2 separate regions of the Mus musculus genome follow, and region 2 is linked to region 1. Evidence: chromatin loops called from intact Hi-C (ENCODE). Cell type or tissue: left cerebral cortex. All regions are shown on one strand. Links, peaks and the distances in the headings refer to the core of each region. The heading gives the core; the rest is flanking DNA. Region 1 has its middle 130 kb from the start of Gm25599. Region 2 has its middle 350 kb from the start of Rpl10l.

The links. A loop is a pair of places that touch in the nucleus more often than their neighbours do. Peaks named below come from ENCODE experiments on the same cell type or tissue, not always from the same donor. Only the 100,000 strongest peaks of a DNase experiment are listed, where the experiment ranks them.
Region 2: a loop joins it to region 1, with 6 times the contacts of the local background. A loop is called at or near these places in 3 of 42 quality-filtered maps.

What each region holds. Positions count from the first base shown.
Region 1 is chr12:65,394,200-65,410,654 of GRCm38, forward strand. It overlaps the pseudogene Gm26015. Among named protein-coding and RNA genes, the nearest start is that of Gm25599, 130 kb to the right of the region's middle. In left cerebral cortex, for the core only: a CTCF peak has its summit at 7,976 (motif pointing right); DNase peaks (open chromatin) are centred at 8,006 and 8,770.
Region 2 is chr12:65,924,006-65,940,460 of GRCm38, forward strand. No RefSeq gene overlaps it. Among named protein-coding and RNA genes, the nearest start is that of Rpl10l, 350 kb to the right of the region's middle. In left cerebral cortex, for the core only: a CTCF peak has its summit at 8,002 (motif pointing right); DNase peaks (open chromatin) are centred at 6,222, 8,043 and 8,634.

The DNA.
Region 1 (16,455 bases), core at 4,038-12,037:
GGCATGTGTGGTCTTATGTAGATTTTATTTTACAATTAATGGAGATCACAAAGGTGAATGGCCACAAATAATGTCTCTGTGCCATCAGTCCTCTGATGCTGGGAGGAAATGGTCTCTTCCTTCTATCTTCCATCCCTTGGTAGGAGCCCTGGGATTATAGAGGGGCAGGATCAAGTCTGGCTTTTATTTGATGTCTAGGGATTTGGATTCAAGTCCTCACGTTTATGCAAGCAGTTCTTTCTCCACTGAGCCATCTCCCCAGCTCCTCTTGAAGGCAGTCTATGCTCCAGGCCTCTTGAGATAAAGCAGAATTTGATAATATGAAAATGACAGTGGATGAATTGCCAGAAATCACAGTGTCTGTACTTTCTCAAGTGCCTGCACTCAGGTTTATAACTCTTTGGCAAAAAAACCAAACCAAACCAACCAAACAAACAAACACCAGGCTTTACAGTATTTTAAGCAAAAGTCTGTTCTATACTTCAGGAGTATTGTTGAAAGACAAACAGCATGGCTTGTTGAGTATGGTCGTATTGTTGGGACAGATACTACACTAATTGTTTCCCACTGCTACCCTTTGTCCATTTCTTATATACTAGAATAAGAATGCACTTAGTGTTTTTAAATTCTATTCTTTCATTCACTTTAATTTTATTAATTATTAAATTGTGGCAAAAGTTTGGGTGCAGAAGAAATATAAATTACTGATTATAATGAACTTTGATTATTTTTCTATTTCACTTAATTAAACATTATCATTCTTCATTTGCATGCCTTCTTGAGTTGACTTTAGTGTTCTTTTTAAAAAAAAATCCCCAAGTTTCTCTCACTCAGAAAGTGGATACAGGATTGCTTTATAAGTAAAAAATAGATTATATTTTCTTATAATTATCTTAATGGTCACACAAAGAAATAAACTAAAATTTTAAAGTAAAAAATTCTATTTGTTATTGTGAAGGGAACCATCCGTTACAAAACAGCACTATTGATTTAGTGGGAAAGGTTCCCAGGCAAAGACCAGCTTGGTACTCTTGATGAATGACCTGGCTGTGTTTGTAGTTGATGAGTGAATTCCTTAGCAGTAACTGTATCAGCAGCAGCAGTTTTCTACACTGTGCAATGTATTCTAATGGTTTTATTTAAACATTTTATTATTTACTAAATCCTCCATGAAGAAGCCATAGTATCTTCGTGCTCAAACTGCATACTCTGCTGTCTGTTTTTAATCTTCTCTCTGTTCCCTAACATTGTGACATTTTGTATATGGCAGAAGAGGGCAAACACACAGCTCCAGGTCTTTCTTTCTTTTTTTCTTGTAAAGCCCATAATACCACCATGGGGACCCTATCTTTATGACTTCACCTAATCTCAAGTACCTCACACAGGCCACACTTTCAAGTACATATTCACGTGGGCAGTACTCATTCAAACCAAAGCCCTGGGGGTTTCTGCTTTTACATTCAAATAACTATTTTTCTTTGTGGGTTGTATATTGAATACGAGTCATTACTGTTGATTAGGAAATTATTCAATTAGCTGGTTGTTCAATGTCAAACATTTATTTGGAAAATATAAAATAAGTATTTATAAAGTATTTGATAGATTTAAATAATCGTATTATTACTGTTTGGGGATGATAGAATTTCAGAGTAAATATGCTGGAAAAGAAGTTTTTATCTGTTGTCTTGGGCTCTCACATTTGTTCATCTTTGCCTAGCAGAGTAATGTTCCCAGACTTAAAGAATAAGCCTAAAGCATTTTCTTCCATGGTATAAGAAATTTTTCTTGGAAAGTATAAGTTTGCTTAACTTTTCCTTTCAGGTGGGTTATTGTTGGACTTTCTTAGATTCACAAATCTAGAGAGCATTTGTAGCTTCTATGCTGGAATTGGTTGCAACAAATAGGACAATTTGCGAGTCTTTTCTGACACCCAGGGTAGAAGAAGAGGGAGACAGAGGCATGTTTGTGTGAAGAACTCCATTACTGCTACTTCTCAAGGTTTAGACTTGGAGGCCATAAAGAAGCCTATGTCTAGGAGTAAGGAAAAGATGGAGTGACAGTCATCTTTCCTCCACTGTAACAATTTCTGAGACAACCCTCTCAGAGCCATAAAGAGCAAAAGCTTATTTAGGAGGTTTTTATCATGAGGAGCTGTTCTTGTTGACTTGGGACCCATGGTGGCCCAAGTCATGGGAAAATATGACAGACTGAAATCATTTACTCTTATGGCCCAGAAGTAAAAGAGACAGCAGAAACTGAGGTCCCAAGATGCCCTTAGAAGGTATGTTCTCAGTGAATTGAAGATTCCCACTAGGTTCTTCTTCTTCTTAAAGTTCCGACCAAGCTCCAATACCACCACTCTGGGAACCAAGCCTTAAATCCACGAGACCTTGATGTCTTTCCTGTTTCAACTCTAATAGATGGAAAATTAGGACTATGAAGGAAATGACACTGAGACAGAGTCTTGACCAGGTAAGACTGAAAAGCTAAAGTTTTGTGGAAGAGTACTGTGTGTGTGTGTGTGTGTGTCCCTTCATCTTAGCATAATTATTTTCAAACCTTAGCATGGTCAGGGTCTCTCAAAGAGACTGATAAGTACAGATTCTTTTGGGTTCTACACCAAGCCTTAGTTTTTGACTCAATAGTTATATGCTAATGCTTGTGTTTTCATTTTCAGTTTTTTTTTTGGGGGGGTGATGAAGCAACCATAGGACCATGCTTTGAAAGCCATTTGCCTCTTCTGAATTTTATGTTAGGCTGAATGAGGGATTCTTTGAACCCAGAATATTAGGATTTTTATATTAACCAGTGAGGAATTGTGGGACATCGGCAACATTAATCCATCAAATGCATTTCTGCAGCATGAACAACTTTTAAATTTTATTTATTTTAAAAAATAGTTAAAAATATTTATTTCATTATTTTTATGTGTGTATGTATAGTATGGTGTGTGTGTGTGTGCGTGCACGCGCGCATGTGTGTTACCCGAGGAGGCCATAAGATGACAATAGATCTCTTGATCTCTTGGAGTTATAGGTGACTGAACTGTCCAACATGCAGTTAGGAACTGAATTCAAACTCTTTGTAAGAGTGGCAAGTGCTCTTAACTGCTGAGCCAATCTTTTCCAGCAGGCATTTTTTATTATTAATATTATTTTTGCATGTGTATATGCTATGTGTGAAGACAACATTGTGGAGTTGGTTCTCTCTTTTCACCTTTACATGATTTCCTGGGTTTGGACTCAAATGATCAGGCTCGGCAAGTGCTTTACCCACTGAATCTCCCCACCAACCCTGGACTTTTGTCTACCTATGTCTGTTGTTTCTGTGAAACAGTGAAAGACAATGGCAAAAGACGCATGTGGCTTCTAATTCTATACTTAGAATTTTGAAAGCAGAATATGGAATCCTTAATTTTTTTGTCTAGTTCTAATGAACATTTTAGTTAATGTGTTTGTTTTTATTAACAGTATCTTAGATAAGTTATTTGGTGAATTTATAAAACACATCTGTATATTTTCACTAATGTTAATCACATTTTAATTTTTAATTACCACACATAAAATAATGGTTCCATAATACTTCTAAGTTGTAGGTAGAGTCATTATGAAGTTTACCGAGTGAAAAAATGGGAGGTGCTCTGAGAACCAAAAGTTTTTCTCTGATCCTTATTCTATCTTGAAATATAACTTTACTTACATTGAGTGCTTGAGAAATGGAGAATTTAAGAAATCAAATTTCAAAACAAGAACATTAAATAGTAAGAGAGAAGTAAGGCAAAGCATGGTGGCCCTGACACTAATTTCATAGTTGACAAATATTTTCATTGGAAAGTAGGGGCAGAAAATGCCAGAGACAGAGGATGAGAGGTGCTGAAATCTGTATTCTTGTGACTTGGATGTCGCTGGACTTCCGAACTCACAGAAACTGTGGTTCCCTGCATAAGACCAGAACAAGACTGAGCCTCTCAACAACCCATATCGGATCAGAGGGGAGGCTCTGTGGCCCCACTCCTCCCTAGGGTGCCATACATGGTAGTGGTAGCTAAAGGAGGCCTAATCATATTTCTCATATTTTAGAAGCTACCATTGCTTTCCTTAACTTCATGAAGTTTAATTGCCACCTAATACCTATTGCTGGTATCTGAAGAACAGTATGGGTATAATTTTCTAAGAAGGAATAACGACTAGAATTTATACTCAATATATAATCACTTTCTTCAACAGAAAAGTCCTTTTTTTGGCTTCCATTCGAAGAATTTTTTTTTCTGGACACGTGAAAGTAAAACTCTAGAAGGGCTCATTGTGTAGACAAAATGCTTTGTGTGGTTGTGCAACCAGAAATTATGAGTTGAAGACCAACTTCAACATGAATTCAATATTGGACAGACAAGTTGTCATTTCCCATCAATTTATACCTAAACATAAAATAAAGAACATTCTTCTAGCTCACTTACTTCACCAGTTGGTATAGTTTTCTTTATTGCCAATGCATGGTGTGCTCAGCAGTGTGGACAACATGAGAATTGTTAGTTCAGCATCCAGCAGACCGATGCTGTTTTAGTAACTACCAGAAAAATTCCATAACTGTTACATAATTAAAAGAACTAAAAAAAGAACTGTAAAATTAAAATCATAAAGATTTTTCTATAAACTTTGTAGAATGTTAGTACATGTTCCTACATCTATGTCCATGTGGGTAGCACTAGCTGGATTGAAAAATGACTGGTTAGGGAGGTGCGGAAGATCAGGGAGGAGTTGGAGAAGCAGAAAAATATGATGAAAATATTGTATGAAAAAAACTTCAAATAAAAGTGCCAAGACAAGAACAAAAATACCCCCCAAAACACCCCCCCAACCACCACCACCACCACCACTACCACCACTACCACCACCACCACCACCACTACCACCAATAACAAAGTCCAAGAAGTTGGGAGGGGGAAGAAGAGAGGGAAAGATGGAGGGTGGACTTGATGGAAAAATACTATATGCATGTATGAAATTCTCAAACAGTAACAAGAATTTAAAGGAAAAAAGGAATCAAAAGAATATATAACGGGTAACATTCTAAAGTTTCAAAGATCTTACTCATTCTCAGGGCCTTTTCTGGGATTTACATGATGAGCTCAGGTTAACACTCTAGAATCAAATACATTGTATGGAAAAAAATAATCCTTAGGAACAAACTCTGACAATGGGTCTTCCAGAGACCCTTTGAATTGTATGAACACAAAGATGTACTCTCACCAGTCTGTCAGACACCAAATATTCAAACTGTTGCACTTTATGCGGGGTAAGGGAATTTAGAAGGAGGAACAGTAGGTAAAGCAATTGCTTCAAGTTGATGGGTTAAAAGACAACAGGACCATACTATCTGTAGTCTTTGGAATCTTAGAACAAATTGAAGAATTAGTATTGTAATTTGTAACCCTTACGAAGAAGCATTTCTCACTGGCCTCTACATAACTCCGAAGTTTACCCATCAGGTGGTAGCTCTGTTGCCATGGGAGCCTCTACCTTCCCAATCGCTTCGTATTTGTTGGCGTAATTGTCTTTGCCTGGTAGGAAGGACATTAAGCTTGGACCTCTGAAAGCAACATCCAACTGAGCTCAATTGCGCAAATAAAATGCTTTGTCCAGTTATGAAACTAGAAATTAGGAATTGGTGAATAACTTCAAAATGAATGAAGTATTAGACAGAGACAGGTATACCTGTCCCATCAATTTATAACTAACTATGAAATAAAAACATTCTTTTGCTCCATTTTCTCAAGGTTGGGAACATTTTTGATTTGAAAGCAACAAACTGACTTTCTTTTTCTATGTGAGGAGGTGACCACATGTTGAGTATAAATTCTGATCCTACTCCTGTGTTTTTTTCCTGGTATTCAATTCTCTTAGGAGAGCATGGTTAATTTAAAGGTCAGGAAAGCAAAGAGGAGGAGGAAGGAGGTGGTATAAAGGTACCTTGCTAAAGACACACATTGGAATTGTAAGGATACGTTCTCCAAGGAAAGAAAAAAAATGTTTTAGGCCTCAGTGGAGCTTGCTTGCTTGCACAGAGCACGGTCACCAGAGCAGTATGGGTGGTGGTGGTGGTGGTGGTGTGTGTGTGTGTGTGTGTGTGTGTGTGTGTGTGTGTGTATGTGTGCGTGTGTGTGGTTCATATCTCTGTAATTTTCACAGGACTACAGAAAGGATATCTGTGGAAGGCAGGAAGGCAGTTTAAGCTGGTATTGGGTCAAACTTAGAGACCCTGATTGGTTTATTTTTGGCATATTTAAGCACGGTGTTGTTTGGTGAAAAATTTTCTGGTGATAATTGACACAACTCCACATGCACAACAAAATATACATAAATCTCCTTGAGTAACAAAATAAGCCAATTCAGATCAGATGTGTGCAGTGGGAAGTATTAAAAAGAAACGGAAGCGATGCATTCCCGGCTCTTGTGCCTCTGCCCCAGCAGCCTGGCTGGCTTTGCACTGGTGGGCAATGGCCGACCTGTTTTATCCCATGGAGACGCTTACTCAGAACTCCACAATCTCTTCACCCAGCTCACTAGGTTCCCACTGTTGGGTTGTTACCACACCAACCCCATGCTTCAAATCCCCCACGGCCTTTGTGGTGCACCTCTGGCAAACCCATGCTTTGCTGCTGTACCTTTCTCTCCACTTTGTGAAGGAAAACACAACACAAATTTAGTTCAGAAACAATGGTAACTCAATCTCTGGGCACAACAACTAAAATCTAATCTTGTAAGCCTTATTAAAATCCAATTCCTCTTGGGGGTAAATCCTTGCGGATCCACCATGGTACTGGGAAATTCTAGCAGCTACATCTTACCCCTCTGCTGTCCCATTCCAAAGAGGACCTAACTCTCTCCTGCTTCCTCTCTTCCTCTGTCCAACACGGAATTCGCCCAGTGATTGGTTCCTTTATTCATTAGGGGATTGGTTCACAAGAAGCCACCTGAGTATGTGACTCATTCCTTATTCCAGACAGCCTCTACTGGGAGAGCAAGCAGCACAGAGCCATCCACAACAGATGTGACTACATTGAAACTCTTTGTAAAGTCCATAAAGAAACATTCTATAGGTAGACTAAGAAAAGCAAGGATTGATAAGAGAATTTGGAGAGCTTCAAAAAGATAAAACTTTATAATTTTTCTCTGCAGATCTCAGATAGGATTTCCAGACCAAGGCACAGAATTGCATTCATCCACTTGTAAAACAAAACTGATGGTAAACATGAATTTGATTTAAAAGAATTGAAAAATAAATGCAATGTGGTATTACTGGGTTACTTCTGTATGGCAATACATCATTTCCTGTTATCATAGGTGGGGTTTTATTAGTGCCTTTGTAGTTGCAGTTAGCAATTAGTGACTATTTAATTTTAACAGATAGGAAACACAATTTAAGCAAATGAAGTCATGGAGATGAGCAGAATAAGTACTCTGTACTACTGATTTCTTTTAGACAGGTATCCCTATGTAGCCTTAGTTGGCCTGGAACTCTTGAGGCTGACCTGGCTGGAAAATTAGAGATCCACCTGCCTCTGCCTCCCAAATGCTGGAGGGTTAACAGCGTACGTGTTCACAGCAACTGATACTCTTTTGGGTATCTTCTATTGCTCTCCATCTCATTTAGAGGCAAGCTCCCTTGGGATGTGGCCAGCTTGAGCAAAGGATTCCCTGTGCCTGTAGTGCTAGGATTACAGATAGCCACCACACCAAGCCTGTAGTTTGGGGATAACTACAGTCCCCAGCCTCTACAGGACTTTAGCCTCTCCTCTCCAGGCTCTGGTTTGTTTTATGTTCACAATACCCGCTTCACTGACGAAGAGTGTGGATGGAACCCTTCCACAGAAGATGATATCTGCAGTATTTTAACGTGGAGTAAGGACGTGAAAGGCCTTTTGATGGAACTGCGGAGCAATCCATGGGTGAAAACAGAACTACTACCTAGGACTTGCCTGCAGATGGCACTGGTGCTTCTTAGATAGAGAACCTCTTCTGTTCTGAACCTTTTCTGTACTGAACCTTTCCTGCTCTGTTCAGAGTTCACTGTGTACCTTGGAAAGGCTCATCTGTACTAGGAAAGTAAGATTTCTTGCAATAAGCACACACTTATCTGTGCGTGATTGAACCCCAGCCTGATTCAGCCAATTCTGCTAGAGGTCTGCTTTTCAATTAATGCATTCTCATGGACAATCAATTCTGATGGAGTACTCTTTTGAGTAGGGAAGAGGTCTGATACCAAAATCTCATAAAAAGAAAATGTCTTGGCTGATTCGTCCAGTTTGCCTCGTCTCAGAAAGTGTGACTATCATAAGAACTTGGGAACAGGTATTGTGTGTGTGTGTGTGTTTTAAAGTGAAAATGGTTCCTCATACCTGAATCCTGGACTATAATCTTACAAATTAGTTTGGTAATCTTACAAGTTAGTTCAGTAAAAATTTATCCAACACATCATGTAAGGCGTTGTGCCAGAGTGCTATGTAAGAGTCAAAGGTGCCCCAACAAATACGATGCCCATGTCAGATCTCTCAGAAAACGTGTCTGTGTGTGAGAGAAAATTAGTCTGGTAAATATACCAGTAAGATGTTATTAGAAGAAGGGAGGTTGCCAAAAGGAAAAACTGGGCAGGTTGCTAAGGAAAGCCATCTCCAGCTGAAGAGACAGGGAAAGAGGTAGAAATAGAATTCCTAGTAAGTGAACCAAATGAGGGTAGCAGAAGGTGGAAAATCATGACACGCTAAAATTGACTGATTTATCCAGGATTACTGTATTCCAGACTCTCTGTGAGGAACTCTAAAAGCTCACTGCTTTCCACCCTCTACCTCTGTGCTCTCCGGATGGTATCGATCCTCTTCCTGCCTTTGTTTCCCCATCTGTGAAATGGGAAGAGTGAGAGTCCTTTCCACAAAGGGTTGCTAGGAGGATTAAATTAGGTCATATATGTGCAAGCATCTGTTTTTTATTTTTAATTTAATTTAAAAAAACTTTTTATTGTTTTTTTGTGAATTTCATATCATGCACCCTAATTCTACTCACCACCCCTCATAGTTGTCCTCTATCCTTACCACCTCCCCCACAACAGAGGGGGAAAAATCTTGTGGAAGCTGTAGCGTGTCACAGAGTGTCCCACAGTGTACCCTTTCATCCACACTCCATTTATTTATTTATTTATTTATTTATTTATTTATTTATTTATTTGAACAGGCTTCACCGATTAGCCTGTCATTCATTCATTCATTCATTCATTCATTCATTCATTCATTCATTCATTCATATGTATATGATTATACTGTAGCTGTACAGATGGTTGTGAGCCATCATGTGGTTGCTGGGAATTGAATTCAGGTCCTCTGCTCACTGGGAATTGAATTCAGGTCCTCTGCTCACTCCGGCCCCTCCAGAAGAAGAGACGTCAGATCTCACTATGGATGGTTGTGAGCCACCATGTGGTTGCTGGGATTTGAACTCAGGACCTTCCAAACAGCAGTCAGTGCTCTTACCTGCTGGGCCATCTCATCAGCCCCTCGTCCACACTCCTTTCTTGCACATGTTCACGGCAATGACTCCTTGGTCTGGTATGAGACCTCTAGCTTCTGATGCTCCGCTAACACTGGGCCCTCTCTGAAGCTCCTCTTAAGCATTGTGTTGTTGCCCCATGTCATGGAGATCCCGACGTCTTGGATTCCTTAGATTGTTCCTTTCCTATACTCCAGCAGTTCGTCGATGGGGTAGATGGTGGGATGGGCCAATTTAAAGCCTTGGATCTGGACCTGACAGCTTACTGGCCTTACTGCTCTCACGCCCTTAGTGTCCCGCTCACCCAGCAATCTCTGCAACCAGGGTCATCTTTACCCTGCTGCCCAGGTCAGGTGCAGGGCCCACTCTTCCTAGTGCTGCAGGTGATAAGGGACAGGGAGAGTTCTTCTACTGCCATGATTCCGGGCCAGCCCTCCCTCCTGCCATAGGTAGTGAGGAATGAGGGAGGGGAGGGGGCATCTCTCCCTTATCTGCACCACCACCCAGCAGACAAAAGGCAGGACTGCCTCTCCTGTGCTCACGCCCTTGCGACTGGCTCACCTGAAACCCTACATACAGCGTGAGCTCTACTATGTTGCCCAGCCAAGGTGCAGGACTCACTTTCCTGAGTGTTGCAGTAAGTGAGGGGCAGGGAAAGCTCTCCTGCTCTGATGACATTGGGGCCATTCTCTTGCCTGCCTTAGGTGGCAAGGGGGAAGAATGGGGCATGTCTTTCTTGTCCACATCACTACTCAATAGACAAGTGGCAGAGCCATCTTTCCAATGCTCACACCCTTGGGGCCAGCTTGCCATGTTCCTGCCACCAGGTTCAGCTCTACTGTGCTGCTGAGGCTAGATGCAGGCCCCTCTCCTGAAAGCTGCAGCTGGTGAGGGGCAAGGCCAGCTCTTCTGCTCTCATGATCCCAAGGCAAGGTCTCCCACCTGCTGTAGGTGGTGAGGTGTGGGGAGGAGGGAGGGCATCTCTCCCTCATCTATGGGAGATGTGTGGGTGGGCCAGCATTCACACACTTATACACTGGGGGCCCGGCTCACCTGAAACTTTTGCAATGTTTGAGTGCTGTAGCTGGCTAGGGGTGGGGTCAGCTCTTCTAATCTCATGTCCCAGGGCCAGATCTCCCATGATGCTCAGGTAAGAGATGGGGCCATTCCTGCTCAGTCCTCAGACATCAATATGTCCCATTGTGGCATCTCAGACCAGTGATGATGTCCTCTTGGACTTGCTGCTTCAGGGCCAAGGTCGCAGAGGTGGCCACAGGTGGCAGCATAGGCCAGGACCCCACCATGGTCTCAGGTGGTATCACTGTCTACTTACATCAGACTACCCTTGAGTCTCTAGTTCTGCATTTCCTCATTGTACCTACATCTTTCTGTTTTCCTCTTTTTGTCTTCCTTTTCTCCACCACTTACTTGCCTCTCTTAATGACACCCAGAGTCTCTGAGTGTCTGGGGACCTCAGGAGTGGCCTCAGGAATTCTATGTCCTGCTAAGGTATATGGCCCCAGGCAGGGATCCTTTCAGATCGGCCCCCATTTCCCCCAGGCATGCAGGGAGCAGGACTGGTGGTCATCTCAGTCTAGCTCCCTATCAGGGCCCCATGGTGTTGGGTGATCATCTCAGGCTGGCTCAGGCCCTAGTGGCCCCATGAGAGGTTTGTCTGTTTGTCTGTTTCAGGCTCACTTCCATCAAGGGCTCTTGGTCCCAGCTGAGGTTCTTCTTGTCTCTTATTCACTCTCTACCCTGGGAGCCTGTCTGGGGCAGCCAGGCACTTCTCAGGTTAGCTCTCTGTCTGGACCGCCTGGTGCCCAGCTAGTGGTTGTCTCAGGCTCCCTTTTTTCTTCTTTTTCTTTCTTTTTCTCTTTCTTTTTCTCTTTCTTTTTCTTTTTCTTTTTCTTTTTCTTTTTCTTTTTCTTTTTCTTTTTCTTTTTCTCTTTCTCTCTCTCTCTCTCTCTCTCTCTCTCTCTCTCTCCCTCTCCCTCTCCCTCTCCCTCTCCCTCTCCCTCTCCCTCTCCCTCTCCCTCTCCCTCTCCCTCTCTCTCTCTCTCTCTCTTTTTCTTTTTCTTTTTCTTTTTCTTTTTCTTTTTCTGGAAGTGTTAGGCTACTACTCATTCAGATGTTCTCAGGCCAGAGCAGTGAGCTTAGACATAGCCTCTCTCCTCTCTGTCATCTACTGGCACACATATGATACACACCTGCAATGCCTCTAGAAGCAGGTCAACTATCTGTTCTTGTTCTTCTTCCCTTACCATTGAAATCTCAATTATGTATTTGAGAGAAAACCTGTAATATTTGTGTTTTTGAATCTCAGTGTGTAAAGAAGAGATAGTGGGGAGAATCACTAGATAAAGTACATTATAAACATGTGTATAAGATGTCTTAATGAAAGCCATCATTTTATATAATGTATATGGCTAACAAAAGGGAGACAATGACAACTATATCCTTAATATTTATCTTTATAATACAGAAAATAAGAATACAGGTGAAGAGAGACTGTTAGGTGTGTTGTGCAGGAAGGAAGGGAGAATTTAGATCCATATTTTAAAGAGTTTGTGTGTTGTGAATAGGAAGAAGAGTGGAAAAGAGAGGAGAGGGGAGAGGGGGAGGGGGAGGAGAGAGGAAGAGAGAAGAGAAGGAAGAAGAAGGGAGGAGAGGGAAGGAAGAATAAATGGCTTCAGAAGTGCTGTTGTTAAACATGTATATTTCTTCTGTATGGAAATGTATCTGTAGACATTGAAGAAAATACTAGCACCGAGGTGAGTTAAGGGAAGAGCTGAGCAATGGGCAATGAGGAAAACCAGAGGCTTTGATGAGGAAGCAGATGTGCTGTGCAGTGCAGTCCATGCAGGGGAAGATCAAGGCTCCAGGGAAGTGTTTGCATGTGGGACCAAATAGATGTTTGGGACAGGTTTCTTTTGATTTACACAGAAAACAAAACGAGCAGGACTCCCAAGCCTACTCTGATTTTTCACATACTACACATAAGATCCTGGGATAATTCCTTAATCTGTCCTGCTTACACATAAAACCATCATTTTAGAACCATTACTCAACTGCTATAGATGTCTCATGTTTTGTATACAAAGCTCTTTCTGTCCAAAGGCTGTTCCTTCAGGTACCTCTCCAGTTCAAACAAAACTTAATGGTCCTCTTTGCTAGTCTGCCAAGTCTTGAGCTCTACAAATCTCTCCCAGTAGACATCCTTAGCTTGAGAGCTCTTTCCAGGTGGGAAGTACTTACTAGTTGCATCCCTAGCTCCCAGCACACAGTGCTTGTTAAATGAGTATTTGATAAATGTAGTTTCTTCACTTACCAAAGGAAGATTTGGTGTGTCATAAATTTTCATAGAAATTGAAAGTTATTTCAACTTATATCCTGTCCATTAATAAAACTGAGCTGGAGACAGACTTGATTTGCATAATCCTTTTAAATGCCCACTGTCTTTACCTTGTTTGACTTTATGTGTATGTCTGGGCACCCGTATAAGGTATGGGTCAGTACGACCATTAAATCATTCAAAGACATTTGTAGTTTCTGAACCTATAACATGGACTTGTCAAAGCTGTGCCGAGCAGACCTCTAACAAACAGCTAATGAACTTTATTAAATTAGTAGATCTAAGATGGTTTGGGCCGAATGTCTTCTTGGAAAATTCCCTTTATATCTGAGTATCCTAATTAATTCTCTGCGAAGTGACTTCTTGCCTGCTACTTTCTCCACAATTTCACTTCATCATCAGGCTGACTGTACTAGACTAATAATTTTTACTTGTAGAGGAAAAGAACATGTAAATAATTATTCACCTGGAGCAAGTTCTTTGGTTGGCATTTTCAAAGGATACGTGGGTAATATAATGTGCATAAGCTATTTTGTATGCAAAGGATGGTGATAAATGAGATGGTTTTGCTCTTAGTTCACTGAGCGTAGATGTATTTGTTCTGATGCATAAATTATCAGTTTCCTCCTCTGGTTTACTAGGCTCTCCTGCTCATCTCAGCACAAGATACACTTTCTGACTTGGTTGTTTTCTTTTTCATTTTCCCCCCTGCCTTAGCCATAGAGTTTCTTGCCACCTGCACTGCAAACACTGTTGGCATGTATTGATGGTTTTCATATCATATGTTGACAATACCACTACTCAGAAGTAGAAATGTGTTTTTTTTTTTAAATACAGATATGACTGTCTATCATTTCCAGAGGACATTGCTGCAAAAGGGACATTCACAGAGTCTTTTAGCTAGCAAGGTTACTTTGGTGTATATATCTTTTTAAGCTTCTAAACACCATTACTAAGTTTCCAAAGTCTTTGCTTGGCATCAAAGGCCAGGGTTTTGCTTCTATGAATTTTGCTAAACATACATACAAATAGATAGTAGTGTTGACATTCTGCATCTTATTTAGTTTATATGCAGCCCCCATAGTGTGTGAATTAATCTCACATAATAAATCAAATATAAGTGGAGATCATATGTTGACTTCTAAGTTCTTTTCTTGAGGAGTCTCTGAGGACATTTACTGAAATGTAATGTGACCATTCTATGTTTGAGCGTGTCATTGGAGTTTGATTTCTAGCACCTATGTCAGATGCCTCACAACTGTTTGTAACACCAACTATTGTAGGGCAATCTGACACTTCTGGTCTCTGTACACCACACACACACACACACACACACACACACACACACACATACACACACACACACACACACTCACGCGCACACACATATACACTCAGGCACAACTCAAAAAACTGTTGCGTGTGCTTGACATGTGCTATTCTATAAAATTCATTTGTGATGTTATATATGAATTCACTCCTTAATGTCTTAATGTTCATGTTAATTAAATTATATTTTGTTCAGATTATAAGTATAGTAAGTCAAATAGTATAAAATGAATGGAATGAAAAAAGAATCTCGCAGTCAGAGTGAAATAATGAAAATTTGTTTATTATCTATGGTGACAATGGTTATAAGGCGAGACACAGAATGTAGAATATTTAGTGGAAATACTGACAAATGTGAACACACTGAGGTTATCATCTTTTGTTTAGGCACAATGTAGTAATCTGAAAAATGTTCACATCATTTCTGATTCATTCTTCGTATTCTTTCTTGTAAATTCAGTAAATGTTTACTGAGCACACAGTATGTGCTATATGCTCTGTTAGGAATCTAATAATTAACAACACATTAGAACTCCAACCTTAATAGAGATACAGTGAATTAATATTCATTATGTATGAACTCCCTCCTGATAGGAAAATGAGCAAAAACAATTCCAGAAATGGTCATTAAGCATTGTTCATTGCTCAGACCTTCAATGGTAAATGGAAGATGTAATCTAAGAATGAGAGAACACTTTTTTCTTTTCTTTAATTTAAAACAAATCCAGGAGAAAAGAAAAGATCAATAAGCACGGTGTGGTGCTATTGGTACAGGACATTGGTTGCTTTGAACACTAAGGTGAGAGGGGACATTACAGGGGCCATCTGGCACAGCGCCCTAACCTGAAACTTCCATCTTAGGTTTCTGCCTGCTACACTAGGTACCTTCAAAACTCATATGTTCAGTCCTCAGTAGGATGCTGTTTGGACATGGTATCTGTGGTAATTAGCTTTGAGTTAGGTCCTGAGTGCAGGAAGTGCATGATGGGGCCGGTGTCCTTATGTAGACAAGAGAGAATTCCTGTGTGCAGACTGAGGAAATGCTACCTGAGTGCACAGCTTCCTGGAAGTTAGGAAGAGAACTCAACCAGCAGCTGCCTTATGCTGTTATTCTTGTTGGCTGAACCATGATACATGTTACGGCAGTCCAGGAGAACACTGTTCCTAGTCCATGTGGTCAGACTGAGGAGTGAGTTCCCACATTCAAATTATGATAATACACCAGAAAAAAATACTGAAGGATTGTGTTCATTTTTGACATATTTTTTCCAGCCAGCAAAATGAAAGTAAAACAAATATTCATTGATTACTGGTGGTTGATTAAATTTCTGTACTTGGAATATTGTAGTAAGTGTCTATTTCTGGTACAGAAAGATTTATAAGAAAATGGATGAATATAAGTGTTAACAACAACATGGAGTATGATCTTTATGTAAAATAAACATAAACACAAAAATCGGTTTATAAATATGTGTACACACAGAGAGACACATACTTTGTCTATGCATATGAACAAGTATGGTAGGGGCAAATGTCTCTCTGAAAAGAGAAGGTAGAATAAAGCTTAGCGCGCGCGTGTGTGCGTGTGTGTGTGTGTGTGTGTGTGTGTGTGTGTGTATGAGGGAGGTACACACATCATGGCATAATGGAGGTCAGGGGACATTTGGGAGTTAGCTCTCTCATTCCACATCTAAGCAGGTTCTAGGGATCAAACTTCGGTTTACAGAGCAAGAACCATTTTTTGCTTAGCTACCTTGATGCTCAGAATCTAAATTCTTTAACATTCTGTACAAGAACCGATTCAAGCAATATTATATAATTAAAGTTGCTTATACAAAAAACAATTATAGGACATAAAAGTTAATCAATAGGCAGAGAATATGCTTGCAGCTAAGAATATTAAGGATACAGTCCTCTATACACAAGAACATAATAACCAGTCACTACACTGGAAGTATTAATACTACACTGGAAGCATCAATACTACACTGGAAGCATTAATGGTGTTAAAAACTGGATTGAGTTCTGTAGATGAAATTTTCAAGAAGAGATATAGAAATTTTTGAACTTACATTTAATGAAGTAGAATAAAGCTTAGTGTGCGTGCGTGCGTGCGTGCCTGCGTGTGTGTGTGTGTGTGTGTGTGTGTGTGTGTGTGTATGTGTGCTATTGGATAGAAGCAAGAAATGCTAAACTTTTATGTTAGCATAGCTACATGGAATATATAGTCTG
Region 2 (16,455 bases), core at 3,147-11,146, 530 kb after region 1:
AAGTGCTTGTAACTTTGTGCTGGGAAGGGTGTTGAATGTTTAGAGCCTGATGAAGTCTTCTTTGGGATCTTGAAGAAAGGAATGTGCAAGTGATGGAAATCTAGTTCACTGATATTTCGGAGTGAAGATTGGGAGATTCTTAAAGACTCTATTATGGCTGTTTATATGATATTTCAGTTTAAGAAAATTGTCAGATGAAACCTGTGTTTTACTAAGACAGTGGATGCTGGGACTGAACAATAGAATGTGATTAATAAGAGACCAGCAACATTGATGTGAAAATTATTATTACAACCATTATATCAATTATGAAAATTATCTAAGTAGTGTTTCCTCAGGATAGAGATGGTGTTCCAGCCAATGGGGTGGGGGAGAAAAACTGCATCAGCTGGTAGGCAAGCTTGAGACTATGTAATGATGTCTCACATGGAACTGATTCTGAAGGCATGAAAGAGTGATGAATAGAAAGCTAGGATTGTCACGTGAGAGGCTAAGAGAGGTCATTGGTAAAAATGCACACTCAGTTGCAGTGGAGACCCCACAATATTGGCAATTAAGGGACACTGGGATAACTATGAGGAAAAATGACAGATGCATAGTGGAATTGTCCTAACCCTGTGAGACAAACTACATGCTGTGCATGGAAGAATTCCAGCACAGGAATTATACAGTCCTTTGAAGCCCGTGCATTTCTGATGCTGTATATTGAGCTAGAGAACTAACTAACTTCCTTCCTTCATTCCTTCCTCTCTTCCTTCCTTCCTTCCTTCCTTCCTTCCTTCCTTCCTTTCTTTCTTTCTCTCTCTCTCTCTCTCTTTCTTTCTTTTTTCTCTTTCTCTTTCTTTCTTTCTCTCTCTCTCTCTCTCTCTCTCTCTCTCTTTCTTTCTTTCTTTCTTGTTCTTTCATAGATTTCTTTTTTATTGGTTATTTTATTTATTTTGGTTTTGTTTATTTATTTGTTTGTTTATTTTATTTAAATTTTGCCCTCTTTACCTATCTCCTCCTCACAAATCCCCCATACCATCCCCTCCTCCCCTTTGCCTCTCAGAGGGTACTTCCAATCCACCTGCTCACTCTTGCCTCACCCTTTTAGCATCCCCCTATGCTGGGACATCAATCCTCCACAGAACAAGGGGTTTCCCCTCCTATTGATTCCAGATAAGGCAATCCTCCGCTACATGTGTAGCTGGAGCAATGGACCCCACTCATGTATACTCTTTGGTGGTGATTTAGTCCCTGGAAGCTCTGGGGTAGGGAGTTAGTTAGTTGACATTGTTGTTCTTCCTATGAGTTTTCAATCCCCTTCAGCTCCATCAGTCCTTCCCCTAACTCTTCCATTTGGGTCTCCCTGCTCAGTCCGATGGTTGACTGTATGTATTAGTCAGATGCTGGCAGAGAATTTTATTAATACGACTCAATGTTGCATTTTGCTTTGATATTATTTTGAAACTCTGGTTCTTCTTACCTGGAGTCAGCAAATATGTAACTTGTTTAGGATTTTACAAAAGCCAGTTATTAAGAGACTTTAGATTTCTTAAAAGGGACTTTGAAATTTTCAAATGTGTGTGTGTGTGTGTGTGTGTGTGTGAAGTTATCTCACTTCAGGTGATGATTCTTCAGACAGAACCAATAGACTATGTGACATAAAGTCCAGAACTAAGGATAACAGATAATAGTTCAAGTTGTTGGTCAGGGGACTCCCAAAACAATATAAGCTATTGCTGTTTTCCTTGGCTGCCTCTCAGATGTGGAATGTAATTCCCTATTGCTGAAAAACACTACACTTTGGACCCATGACTTTAAAGATTCTAGCTAGATCTAAACTGAAAGACTCCTTCCTGAGGTCTACCTTTTATAGTAACAGAAAACATTGAATTTTGTAAAGACTGTTGAAGTGAGTTCATACAAATAAGGGGGTGTTAAAAAAAGGGGGAAAGAGAATAACATAACAGTAAGATGTAGGAAAAAAGTCATAAGCAATCACGCTATTAACTATGACAAAAAACCCAAAGTACATATAGTTTTGTGAATACACATCCATTCATAGTTTTAATGAACTTTTCTAGAATGATGATGCTCCCTCCAAGAGCTAAAGACCACTAGCAAAATATGAACAAAACAAAAAACAATACTATACATGAGAATCCCTCTTTTGAATTGTTGGTCAGGGTTGTCTAAGAAACTCCAAAACCATTACAGGCTATTGCTATTGTTCTTGCCCTTGATTACTCCACCCACAGAGGTGGTGGAAGGTAAATCCCTAATGCTTAAGATACCGTGCACTTCAGACCCAGAGACTCCTTCACTAGAACTTACCTGAAAGGCCCCTCCCTGAAGTCTAGCTCTCATATTACCAGAAGTGGCCATGAAAGCTTCCAAAGGAATGAAGCAACCAAAAGTCCTCCCCAGCTATGATACCTATGACCTACAGAAATTGCCACTACGGTGTTATAAAACTAAGGGTCAAATAGTGACATGCATTCCCTTGGCAGTAACAGAAAGCCCTTTAACTGAATTTAAATGTCAATAAGAGATAATCTATGCATGGCACTAGAAACCCAGACAACTACACTGTGCTACTGATGTCATAGATCATGGAGGAGAACTTACCTTCATCACTTTACTAAGTCAGCATAATCCTTGCAAATTTAAGCATTTTTCCTTATAGCCACAGATATATGTAGTCTTCGATCTTCAGCAAGGTAACTTATTTTACAACAGATGGAGGCTTGTTGGGGTCCAACCATGAATGATATATTGACAAAACCTTTCTATTCCTAAGGCCCAAGAAAAAAATGTGGAAGAAGCAAAGAATGTAAGAGCGAGAGAATCAGGGAGTTTACTCTGATTTATCTCCTAGTAATGTCAGAAAACATACCCATGAAGTCTCACCAAAGAAACTACATAAACATGAGCTAGTCAAGGAAAAGAGTAGATATGCCAAGTGGATGGGAAAAGCTCCTGATACTTCAATCCTACACAAAGAACTAGAGACAAATAAACAATACTGAGTATTGGAGAAATAGTCTTCTTCTCAAAGGAAGAGAATATTACTTGCTTATTTAATGCCAAAAGATCATCTCTGAAAACACATATAAGTAACATTATACCTACTGAGCAATTCGAAAACAAGTAAGGAGGAGTATATGAAAGGGCTTGGAGGAGGGGGGGAGGAGAATAATGTAACTCTATTATAATCTTAGAGAAAAGAAAAAAAGAAAAGAAAAAGAGGTTGTTGAACTTTATTTTCTTCTGTGATAAAATGAATATGGTCTTGGGAAGCAGAAAGGAAAGGTTATGGTTTAAAGTAATGTTTTTCATGGGTTATAACAAATGATAATGTTTATAAAATATTTTAAGTTATACTAAAACACTAATCAAGTGGAATTGATATATTTATAAATAAGGTTACAGTATCTACTTGTCTCAAGAAAAATGTAAGGCCTACTACTATTAATATGCTAAATGAACACAGCAAGAAAATGACTATGAATGACATAGTCTTGAACCTGTATAAAATTACCTTATACAAATATCATCAGAGAATCTCCTTTTTCTAGTAGATGGGAATTAACACAGACTCACAACTGGATATTGTATAGATAGTAAAAGACTTTGGAGTACTCAGTCCTATATGGGGAGTCTTTATCAAAAGCATCTCATCAAGGTTCAGGATTCTATGCAGAAGAGGTAGCAGAAAGATTGTAAGAGCCAGAGGTGGTAGAAGACTTCAAGGATACTGGACTTCCATATACAATAGGACTGATAGATGTATGTACTTATAGGGGCTGGGGCAGATTGCACAAGATTTGCAGAGACTCATGCCAGATGGAATTCCAGCATTGAAAGAGGAAAGAGGATGCAGTCTTCTACCCTTAGCCAAGAAGCTATTTGCAAATGTTATTTCCTGGGAGAGGCAGTAGATGGTTAAACTGCATTGGACAAGGCCCAATCCCCAAAGTAGCAAACCACACAAAATTAATTCCTTGGGACTTTGGGAGTTTGAGGGCGGTGGCATTTGTTTTGTTTGAGTTTTTTTGTTGTTGTCCTTGTTGTTGGATTAATATTTTTGCTTGTTTTTTTTAAACAATTTTAGAAACAATCGTTGTTTATTATGCTTTATTTCATTTTTGAGAGATACAGAGGGAGAAAGAAAATGAAGTTGGGTGAGTAGGAAGATAGAAAGGATCTGAAAGAAGTTTGAGAAAGGGAAAAGATCAAAATATATGACATTTTTAAATAAAAGATTAGTGGTCAAAAAGAAAGAAAAAAATGGAAAGAAAAACATTGCTTTCTACCTTGAGATGGGATATTTTGAGGTCAGCTTCTGCAGTTCCTGTTGTCTTCATCCTCTATCTTACCTTAGGAGCATCATCATTACAGACATGCATATAATACCATGCACAGATTTAAGCAGACTCCAGCATTGGCCCTCAGCTCTCATTCTTGCCTCCTGAATAATTCAGTCACAGTCATCGCCATACTTACTCCATACATATTTCCATATATTTGTAAAAGGCAAATGAAAGATTACCTAAACATTTTGCTAATTTCTCTTTTTAAAAATAATTATACTTATAAAATTACTGATTGTACAAAAATTTACCAAATTATACATGGGAAGAATGAAGTTTGTTATATCTGAGGAACCTCTCATAAAATTGCTATTTAAAATGCATTGTTTATGGGGGAAATTAGAGAGGGGAAATGGGGATAGGTTTCATCATATTTTATTGTAAACATGCATAAAATTCTCATGAGTAAAGAGAAATTATTTACAATTGTTTACAATGTCTTCATATATTCATTAGAGCTTATAGAGAGTTTAAGTACTCAACAACATGAGCTGATTCTTTTTTTTTTTTGATGTTATTGGTTAAAAATTCTCAGCTTAGGTAAGAAAAAGATATTGTAAATGATGATTACAAAATTAGGAGGAAACTATTGTAACAGAGGAGGCCAATCTTATGCAAATGTCGACAAGGTCTAAACAGGGATGGAGTCTCTTTCCTAAGGGGAAATGAACAAAGCTGTATATAACCAGTGTTGGGTGGTCCTGGTGTAAGTGGCATGATCAGATACTTGAGAAAAATATTTTTTGAAGTAGCTGATCCCAATCAAGGTGTTTAAGAACAGGCCAGACAACATTGAAATGCTTGTTTAAACTCAAAGATAGGCCACACTTTAGAGACCAAGGAAAAAACTGAAAAGTCTGATTAAAGTTTAGTCAGTCAAAATCAGTAAGACCCTTTTCCAAAGTGGCAGTGGGGACAAGCAGCTTGACTATGAAGCAGATGACGGGAACTTAGAGAGTATGGTGTTTGCTTATCCTAGTAAAGCAGGGGCAGAGTATGATTGGGTCTTATGTAGGTGATGAACTGGTATGGAGATTCTTTATACTGGAACTCCATGATGTCCATCCTCAGATGAAGTTCAGTGTTGCTCGTGTTTTCTAATAATAATTCCTTCAAAACATGCTTTGGGTTACATTTTGGAAAACAGCAGCCAGCACAGACTGTTGGTGGAACAGATCCCAGACCACATTAAGCCAGTGAATTTGCAACACCCCATACATTATTAGCTGTGGATATCTGCAGCAGATGGGTAGGCTGAGAAGGAGGCTCAGGGTTTGTGGCACAAGAATTTTAAGAGTATAAAATATTGTCACTTTATTGTAAAATATCAAAGTTCAAAAATTTATGATTGCCTTGGGAAGAGTTTCTCTGGGCATCCTGATAAAAGTGGCTAGAACACAGTTTTGGCAATAATTGTAAGAAGTATTAAATATTTTATGAGAAATACATTAGTGTAAATCACCATTTTAAAAAGTGAAACATGAATCACTACCCAAAGAATTGGACTTTGGAGCAAGAAATTCTGATTTATTGTCACTGTTGATACTGTGTATGTAAATGCCATTTCTCAGAAGCATAAAACTCTGAGTATAATATATTGGTTAGTGTAAGCAGTATAATATATATATTTCAAGCTGTGGTAGTTTCATTAATCATATATTTTAAGAATTTTAAGCTTATTTTTATGAGGTATTGCATCCCATGTGGCATTGATATGCATGCCTAATTTATGGCTTGGCAAGTGAATTATCCTAGACTCTTTTATGCTCTTGATGTATTGATTTTCAGTTGTGATAGATCATTTTAGATTGTATGTCTTTACTCATAGTGATTTATCCTCAGAATCACAGAGACTGTGGAGCAAGCTGATGCAGCCTCGGAACACTTCCTATGGGCTATAAATGGAGTTGTTAACTGGAATTCTCTGCCCAAGTAGGGAAGCATATTTAGCAAGTTGAGAGGAATAACTTCCATCTAGGATCTAATTAGTTGTTGAATGGGTGCCATACAAAGTATTTTCATTATGGTAAGTATTTTACTTCCATATGTAATCTTTTAGCACATTGTTTTTTTATATATAAATAGGCAATGAAGCATAATGTCAAAGAAAGAAAATGATATCATCAAATTGTCCAAAAAGCCAGATAATACAATTATTGATTGCTTTTAATATTTGTATTTACCAGTACATGCCTACTAATTGACCTGAAATTTAACATCTCTTATTTTCTTATAGAAAATTTCCATTAAACAAGATTCCAATGGGGGAAAAAATTGCCTAGGTACCTAAAGTTGGGTGACCATGGAAAAAATTGCTCAAACAGAAAATTAAGAGATTTTAAAAAACATTCAGGCGCCAATTTTGGAATTTCTTCTTAGATTATATTTTGAGCAGTATCAAGACCACTCTGAAAAAACCATGCATCACTGTCACTGGTCCTTCTGGACATAAAACAGTGTGGTATTTAAAAGATTAGTCCTGTCTCCACAAGCATTACTGAGACATGCTAAGTATTTGATTAATATTATTGAGTGAGAAGTGGATGGGTTATTGAATGAACCTAGATTTCACCCATATAGTAACTATACATCATAGTGACCACAAATCAGAGACACGGTGGAGTGTTCAGTATTTCCTAGCAGTTTTGACATGGAAAAGTGACTCTACTCTGGGTTATGTGCACATATGCATTCATGTGTACCATGTTACGCAGTGGAGATCTAATTTTCAGTGTTTTTAGATCATCTGAAATTTCAGACACAATGTCTTTACAAATTAAATAAATGGTATAGGTAAACCATTTAGCAGTCTTTTCTAGTAAATTATACTCTCACTATAAGTAAATACCACCTGTTTATATAAATTTTTCATATTCTTCCATTAAACTTTATGGATCTTGAATAAATATGTCGACTGGCTTGATAATAACCTATAAATAATAAGACATAGTCTAACAGGTTTGATTAAGTGTAGTTTATTTTATGAGTTTGAGAAATACCTGTCAGTCTTTTTATCTAATTTTGCTTTAAATAACAAGGAACACATGATCTTTATTTTTTCTGTCTTCCTTTATGTTGTTGTTGGTTTTTCCCCCCTTTTTGAGAGTGTGTCACTTTTGTTTGATTTTATATTTGAGGCTAGTTTCATACTCAGGATAGAGTGCAGGCTGACTTCAAACTCATTGCAATAATTCTGGCTTAGCCTTCTGTGTGCTCGGATTACAGGTTGAGTCCCATGTTCCATAGTGGTTCTTCTTTATTTGTTAAAATGAAGTCGCTAAAATGAAATCTGAGGTTTAATGTTAACACATACTTTATACATAAATTTCAATCTACTCAAATTAATAAAACTCATTTTACAATTTGGGAAATCTGATGATCCTGTGACGTCTTTTCAGAAGAAATACATTTATTAAAATGACCACAAAAGAAAGAGTGTGCTACGGAATGATGTCCAGTTATCGTATGACCATATAGTTTTTTTTTTAAATAAAACACAGCCTAATTCTTATTATGCATATGCATATGACTTTAGCATTTATTTAACAAAAACCCAAAAAATTTTAGCCCAAAATTGCTGGTGATAAATGGCATTGCAAACAGGATAAACTGTTGAAACGTGATTAGGATTCTCAGCTGTTGCTAGACTTGCCACTAGATGTCACACAGCTCTTATTCTGTCTCCTCGCAGACCCGTTGTTGATTTTGCTGGATTTTACCTCCTTTACAGAATAAACTGCAGACCAGTGATGAATGTGGGACAGCCCTTCACTCATGTTTACCTCGGCATGAGCTATCTTAAAAGGAAACCATTTCATATGGAACCTTATTACTGGATAATGAGAAACATTCTCACAAGCTAGAGAGAAAATTACCTTTTAGAGCACCAGTTTTAAACTCCTAAGGGAAAGAATCTATACTCTTATTTAGAAACTGATCACACACACACACACACACACACACACACACATTTAATTCTGACAAAATTCAGTGTAGCTAAAGGACGAGGGACTAAAACTTAACAGACGTCTTTTTGCTTGTTATGTTTTGCTCACATCTTGCTATTTGTGCCATAAATCTCATAGCAACTTATGCTATCAGAATTAAAATTTTCTAGTCTGTAAGTAGTTTATGTGACAATTCCAGGTGACAATAAGTATTTAAAAATCATATTAACATGCTATTGCAAAACGAGGATTCTTAGAATTCTTAGAATGTGTGAGTTAACTGACTAGGAGGACGTCTTGAAGCTACCTAGATCGCCCAAGGAAAACTAGGGAGTGTGGAGCTTTTGAGGGAGTATGAGGCTGGGAATAGACTGAATTTGTCCTTGTTCCTTTGTTTCAGTCCTTCCCACTCAAAAGTAATTATATTTGTGAAGCTTATCTGTCTTATATAATTTCTTCACTCCCATCGCCACAGAATGCTCCCAAAGCGGTTGTCGAATGAAGTCATACCAACTCAAGCTTTAATTGAAAACACAACTCCTGCGTGTTCCCACACTACATTCCTCTGACGTTCTTTTTTTATGTATTTTCCTCAATTACATTTCCAATGCTATCCCAAAAGTCCCTTACACCCTCCCCCCCCGACTCCCCTACCCACCCATTCCCATTTTTTGGCCCTGGCGTTCCCCTGTACTGGGACATATAAAGTTGTCCAGGGATCCATCCCATAATTAGCCTCCTCTGACGCTCTTGCTGTGCTCTGCTCTCTCTTTGACACCAGCACTTCCATCCCCAGCTCCAACCTACTGTTTTAATTGGGGTTATACACACCCACACGCGCGCGCGCGCGCGCGCGCGTGTGTGTGTGTGTGTGTGTGTGTGTGTGTGTGTGTGTGTGTGTGTAGTATGGAATCAATATCATAACAGCTTTCATAATAGGTTCATGAAATACACACTTCTCACTTGAGTCTATCAATGTATTTCCAAAATGAAAATAGGATATTTTTATTCCAACTGAAACTTTTGATGTACTGTGAAAATTACATTTCATTTCCTGTGTTCACACACTATACACTGTTGGAATTGTAGCCCTAAACCAATTAAACCTATAGGTTGAATGTAGAAGGTCTTACAGTATGAAAATAAAGCCTTCACCTTTTCATATTATGGATGTTGTTTTCTAAATTTATAAATTCAGACTCAGAAAATTAATTTTACTTTTTATTTCATGGAATTCTCTTTGTTGCCTTTGAATCATTGTGCATGCTTTGTTTCCTAACCCCGTGTCTCATGTTTTCATAATGTTGGGTTTTTAATCAATATATATCAAATTCTATCTATTGTACATAAGCTTAATACAAAACTTATCATATGTCTATGTTAATATAATAACATTAATAACATTATATTAACATGTTAATAATAATATTTTATTTAAGGCAGTGATAAATGGCTTTGCCATGTAAGATGCATTCTTTCTGATTTCAAAATATTTTGAAGTTTGATATAATTATTCTATGAAGATTTAACTTAAGCAGTATATAAATTTATAACTTCTTTTGTTTTCCTGCATCAGTAATAATTGTGTTAAAATAAGATTTATATTCATTTTAACTCATATAGTGTCTATATAAAAATGTTTAACCAATGGTAGTAATTGCTTTTTAGGATGTACTCAGAGCATAACAGGCACATCTTGAGTCTATATACAATATCTGTGATTATATGTCTAAATATCACATGTTTGTTCCCTAAGGAACTGAAACTCAAATTTATATATTGGGTAGTAGAAACGTTTTCTAAAAAATGTCACTATGCTTTAGATTCCACTATTTGGGTGGACATCAGCAGTATGTGAAAAATTTATAAAAAAAAAATACTGCCTGGTAAAGCATATATGTTTGTCATTCCAGGGCTCACAAGGCTGAAATGGGAAAAAGAAGTTTGAAGCCAGCATAGACTACCAAGCAAGTTCCATGCCAGCCATGGATGTATGAAACTTTGACAAAATAACAAAGACTACTGATGATACAGCCACTCAACTCTGCTAATCATAGTATCTGAGGTTAGTCTTCTGGTGTATGTGTGCACATATACACATTTTTCATATCCACTCATGTGTGTTCACAACATTTCTGCAGGGATTTCTCATGGAGTCATTTCTGAATACCAGTTTAAATTTAAAATGCAGAATATTTAAACTGGTATTCAGAAATGACTGTTCTCAACTGGGAAAAAAGTTAGAATCAATAATTTTAGTACTGTCATATATTGTAAAAATCAATAAAAAGTAATGGACATATTTGTTGAAAAAACTTTGTGTTAATAATAGCAAACTATGTTCAAACTAAAAGCATCTTAAAATTATTCTTGGTCTATTTTTTTTTTCTGTAGAGGCCTCAATGATTGCATTCTTTTTGTAGAAAGTATTGATCAGGAAAAGCACTTTCCGATCAATTAGCTTAGTGGTAGTCTATTTCAGATCACTTACATAAATGTGAACAATTTCTACTTCTTTAGCCCCTAATTGAGAAAAAATCCTGTGCTATAAACTGTTTGGAGAAAGCTCCTTATATCAGACTATATATATTGGGCTGAGGATAAAAAAATACTCAAAATTCATCTCAGTGTTTGTTCATTCAGAGGATAAGAGCTTGGTCAATGCAGATAAATCCAAAACAAACTCTCCAGTTACGTTTACTTATCAGTTACGAAGGAGGAATTGGCAGGCAGATTTTTAAGTGACTTGTGGTTAAACATGTCTGCCTCTGCTTTGCGGAAGGACTGACCACTGAGCATTTTACTTGACAATCAGAATGATTAGCAAGCCACTTTAGCGTCAAATTTGATGATGTCATATGAATGTGTACACTCTTGATGTACACAGAATGACTATTATGAATTCATGCCATGTGTGTTTTTAAAAACAGTAGCTGGATGATTCCTAAATTAGGAACATAAGAAATATTTTCTAAGCACAAGTTGTTCAAGTTGTACGCCTATTTTTTCTAGTAGGGATGTCTTGCTGATGTTTATTAACAATCAATACCTTGCATTCTTTGAAGAGATGGGGTTTCAATTTAAGATGTGAAAGATGTGAGGATATGAGGCTGTATTCTCTACAGGTTCAGTGAAAGTTTTTTGGTCTCCTATGAAGCTATCAGCAACCCAGGGCTCTATAAACCTTAAAGGTTTGATAAGAGCAATTGAAAGGCTATGAACAAAGTTTAGCACTACTCCATTTTGGCAAAGAGGGATTAATTAAACTTGATTCACAAATCTCTGGCTGCTCTATCAAGATTTCACTGCTTTCGTGTGACTACAGAAGTTTTGTAACAGGAAAAAAAAATGTTTCTTAAAATAGAAGTGGGTAGAAATAAGAGATGAATTAGCCATGGGCTACCACACTTGATCTATGACTGACCACTGAAGGACAGACAGTCCAGGCAGTTCAAAGAGTTGAGGTGTCAGTGCACTGCAATGCCTCTTACCGACTGGGGTTTGACGGTGTTTTGGGTTTTTGTCTGTTTCTTTGTTTGTTTGCTTGCTTGTTTATTTTTGGTTTTTTTTTTGTTTTTTTTGTTTTTTTTTTTTTTTTTTTGCTGTTGTTTTAAGATTATGTTTTCCAGCTCATTTTTATCCCAGCTCACTCTTTTTTTAATTAATTTTTTATTAGGTATTTTTCTCTTTTACATTTCCAATGCTATCCAAAAAGAACCCAATACAACCCCCCCCCCCACTCCCCTACCTACCCACTCCCACTTTTTGGCCCTGGCGTTCCCCTGTACTGGGGCATATTAAGTTTGCAAGTCCAATGGGCCTCTCTTTCCAGTGATGGCCGACTAGGCCATCTTTTGATACATATGCAGCTAGAGTCAAGAGCTCTGGGGTACTGGTTAGTTCATAATGTTGTTCCACCACCTATAGGGTTGCAGATCCCTTTAGCTCCTTGGGTACTTTCTCTAGCTCCTCCATTGGGGGCCCTGTGATCCATCCAATAGCTGACTGTGAGCATCCACTTCTGTGTTTGCTAGGCCCCAGCATAGTCTCACAAGAGACAGCTATATCTGGGTTCTTTCAGCAAAATCTTGCTAGTGTATGCAATGGTGTCAGCGATTGGAAGCTGATTATGGGATGGATCCCTGGATATGGCAGTCTTTAGATGGTCCATCCTTTCGCCACAGCTCCAAACTTTATCTCTGTAACTCTTTCCATGGGTGTTTTGTTCCCAATTCTAAGAAGGGGCACAGTGTCCACACTTTGGTCTTCATTCTTCTTGAGTTTCATGTGTTTAACAAATTGTATCTTATATCTTGGGTATCCTAAGTTTTTGGGTTAATATCCACTTATCAGTGAGTGCATATTGTTTGAGTTCCTTTGTGATTGTGTTACCTCACTCAGGATGATACCTTCCAGGTCCATCCATTTGCCTAGGAATTTCATAAATTCATTCCTTTTAATCCAGCTCACTCTTATAAGAGTCAAGCCCTACCAACCCTCAGAATGAATGCTTTAACACTGAACAGATTTAAAACCTTAAGAAGACTAACTGTAAACGCTAGCATATTTTTAGTCACCTGTAGATCACTTAAATAATGGCATGGAGAAAGAATCTTTTGAGTGTGTTGTGTGTTGTAAATTATTTTAATCTTAGCCTTTGTGAGGCTGAACCATGAGATTTTTAAGTGCAGCAAAAACCTAAACTACATAATAAAACCCTGTCTCAAAAATAAATAAACAAGAAAACAACAAGAAAAACAAAAGCCCCAGATTCTATTAAATTATAGTGGTTGAAGATTGAGTGAGTTAATATTTAAGTCAAATTTTACATGAAAAATTCTAATAATTAAGTAAATTCTAAATACACAGACATTTAACCTTTATTAATGTGTTTATTTACACTATTTTAACAAGCAAGTAATTTTTATTAAAATTTTAATCAAAAATATATTTTATGTAACATCTTTTACCGATTGTGGTATTTATTTGTCCACCTAGCACTTTAGCACTTCATTCTTGCCTACTATGCTTGCAATATAATTTTCTCAGCAAAGTTGAACAAACACAGTAATAATAACTGTGATAATTACCTCACTAAAAAGGAAGTTAGTACTATAACAATCAGTCGCATATAAGAATTTTTAGTGTAAGAAAAAGAAATATATGAAATCTTAGAAATATAAATTCTAAATGAATTTAAATTGAAATTATATAAATTTATAATATAGAATTCTAAAAAATATCCATGTACTATTCTCAAAATAAAATTATTGTAGGACAATAGTGTATGTATGTTCATATCTATGAGTTAAGTTTTAACATTGATTTGATATCATTTATATAAAAAAAAGTCTCAGACAATAATGATAGAAAACAACACTAAAATTCTTTTAAGTATTATTTGCCTGTATTAAAGTTTGCCTTATATCACCCAGAAGAGAGATCTATTTTAGACTATTATACACTGATTTTAATTAATTAATTAATTAATTTACACCCCAGATTTTATTCTCCTCCCATCGACCCTCCAACTGTTTCACATCCCATACCTCCTCCCTCCCCACCTCTGTCTCCACAAGGATGTCTCAACCCCCCACCAACCTGACCTCTGAACTCCCTGGGGCTTCTAGTCTCTTGAGGGTTAGGTATGTTATCTCTGATTGAATACAGACCTGGCAGTCCTCTGCTGTATATGTTTTGGGGGACTCATATCAGCTGGTATATGCTGCCTGTTTGGTCATCCACTGTTTGAGAAATCTTGGGGGTTCAGATTAATTGAGACTGCTGGTCCTCCTACAGGATTGCCCTCCTCCTCAGCTTTATTTTAGCCTTTCCCTAATTCAACCACAGGGGTCAACAGCTTCTGTCCATTGGTTCGGTGCAAATATATGCATCTGCCTCTTTCAGCTACTTGTATAAAACGCCCAGGGCTAGATGGATTTAGTACAGAATTCTACCAGACCGCCAAAGAAGACCTGGTACCAATATTTCTCAACTATTTCATAGAATAGAAACAGAAAGAACACTACCTCACTCATTCTATGAAGTCACAATTACTCTGATACCTAAATGACACAAGGACCCAACCAAAAACGAGAACTTCAGACCAATCTTGCTTATGAATATCAATGCAAAAATACTCAATAAAATTCTTGCAAACCGAATCCAAGAACGCATCAAAACCATCTTCACCATGATCAAGTAGGATTCATCCCAGGGATGCAAGGTTGGTTCAATACACGGAAATCCATTAGTGTAATCCACTATATAAACAAACTCAAAGGGAAAACAAAACAAAACAAAACCACAGGATCATCTCTTTAGATGCAGAAAAAGCATTTGACAAAATACAACACCCCTTTATGTGAAAAGTATCAGCAAGATCAGAAATTCAGGGCTCATAACAACATAAAAAAAGAAATATACAGCAAAACAACAGCTAATATCAAATTAATTGGAGAGATACTTGGAGCAATCTCACTAAAATTGGGGTCAAAACAAGGATGCCCACTCCCCCCATTTCTATTCAACATAGTACTCGAAGTGCTAGCTAGAACAATGTACACTGATTTTTTTAAAATATATTTCATCCCCCCCCCCTTTTTTTTTACTTCTACCTTCAGTGATATCTAGTGAAAACTTAAAAAAAAATTCTGAAGATCAAGGCATACAGGTATACAACTTTAAACTAAGCACTCTGGAGGCAAAGGCTGGTAGATCTCTGTGAATTCAAGGCCAGCCTCGTTTAAAAAGTGAATTCCAGACCGGCCCCAGCTACATGGTGAGACTCTGCTTCAAAACAAAAAAACAAAAAACAAGAAACAAGAAACAAGAAACAAGAAACAAGAAACAAGAAACAAGAAACAACAAGAAACAAGAAACAAGAAACAAGAAACAAGAAACAAGAAACAAGAAACAAGAAACAAGAAACAAGAAACAAGAAACACAAGAAACAAGAAACAAGAAACAAGAAACAAGAAACAAAAAACAAAAAACAAAACAAACAAAAAAAACATTTCCTATGAAAAACGTGTCTTGAAAAAACTTCATGTAAATGAAACTAATAAAGATTTCTTTTATACTTAACCCCATTTAAATTTAAACAACCTTTTTTGTCTTAACTATGTAACAGACAGGCTTTGTCCTAATCACAGGTCCAATGTGTGTGTGATGTTTGATGACTATTACCAAGTTGATTAATTTGGAAGTAGTTTTGATGGCTAAGGCATATTCTAGGTCTATCTTTGAGGAAATTTCCATAGATAATGAACAAAAGAGAGGAGGCAGCTATGCTGATAGGTAGCTGCATCCTACAGGCTGAAAGCCTGGATAGAGGGAGAAAGCTTGTATTAACAGGCATTCTCTCTTTGTTTCTTGCCCTCTGGGATTTGAGCTGACATACCACAAATACATCAGCCATGGTGGACTGAAACCCCTGACATCCTTAGCCAAAATAAATAGATCATCTTTTAAAATCATTCCTGTTGGATCCTCACTTTCAGTGCTAAAAACGCTAACAGGCAGTCAGAGCCAAAGGAGTAGGCACATTGTTGTAACTAACCATCATAGAACAGCTAATCCTTTGAAACCAGTTTAATAAAATAACGTAGATGAACTTGGAGGTGTGAGTTGGCAAAACCATGGAACAGCTTAATGGGCAATTCTTCTGGAACTCAGAATATTGGAATACCAACAGGTATTATTAGAACAGTACGCACTATAATCACAATGTATCAGATAGGAGCGAATATTCTTAGCATCATGCAAGAGGGGCACCAAAACAAACAACAAAAGCGCCCACTTGTTTACTTGTTTATACTTTGTTCATTCCTTAGAACACTATAGGATTTTGAGAATGTAGCATGCCAATAATTTTACAGAGAAAAATTTTAAGGCAGTCCAACATTTAGGCTATAGTATGGGGTAATTTTTTAGTATATATTTTTGTTAGTTCTTTGAGAATTCCACACATGTGTTTTGATCTTACTTACTTCCCATTCCTCCAAATCCTCCTAGATCCAAGCACCTTCCCAAATAACCACAATTTTGTCCTTTATTTAATCCAATCAAGTCCAGTTTGTGATGCCCAAATACTCTTGTACATGTAGCCTCCCACTGGAGCCTGGTTAACTTATCAGGGACTAGACTCGTAC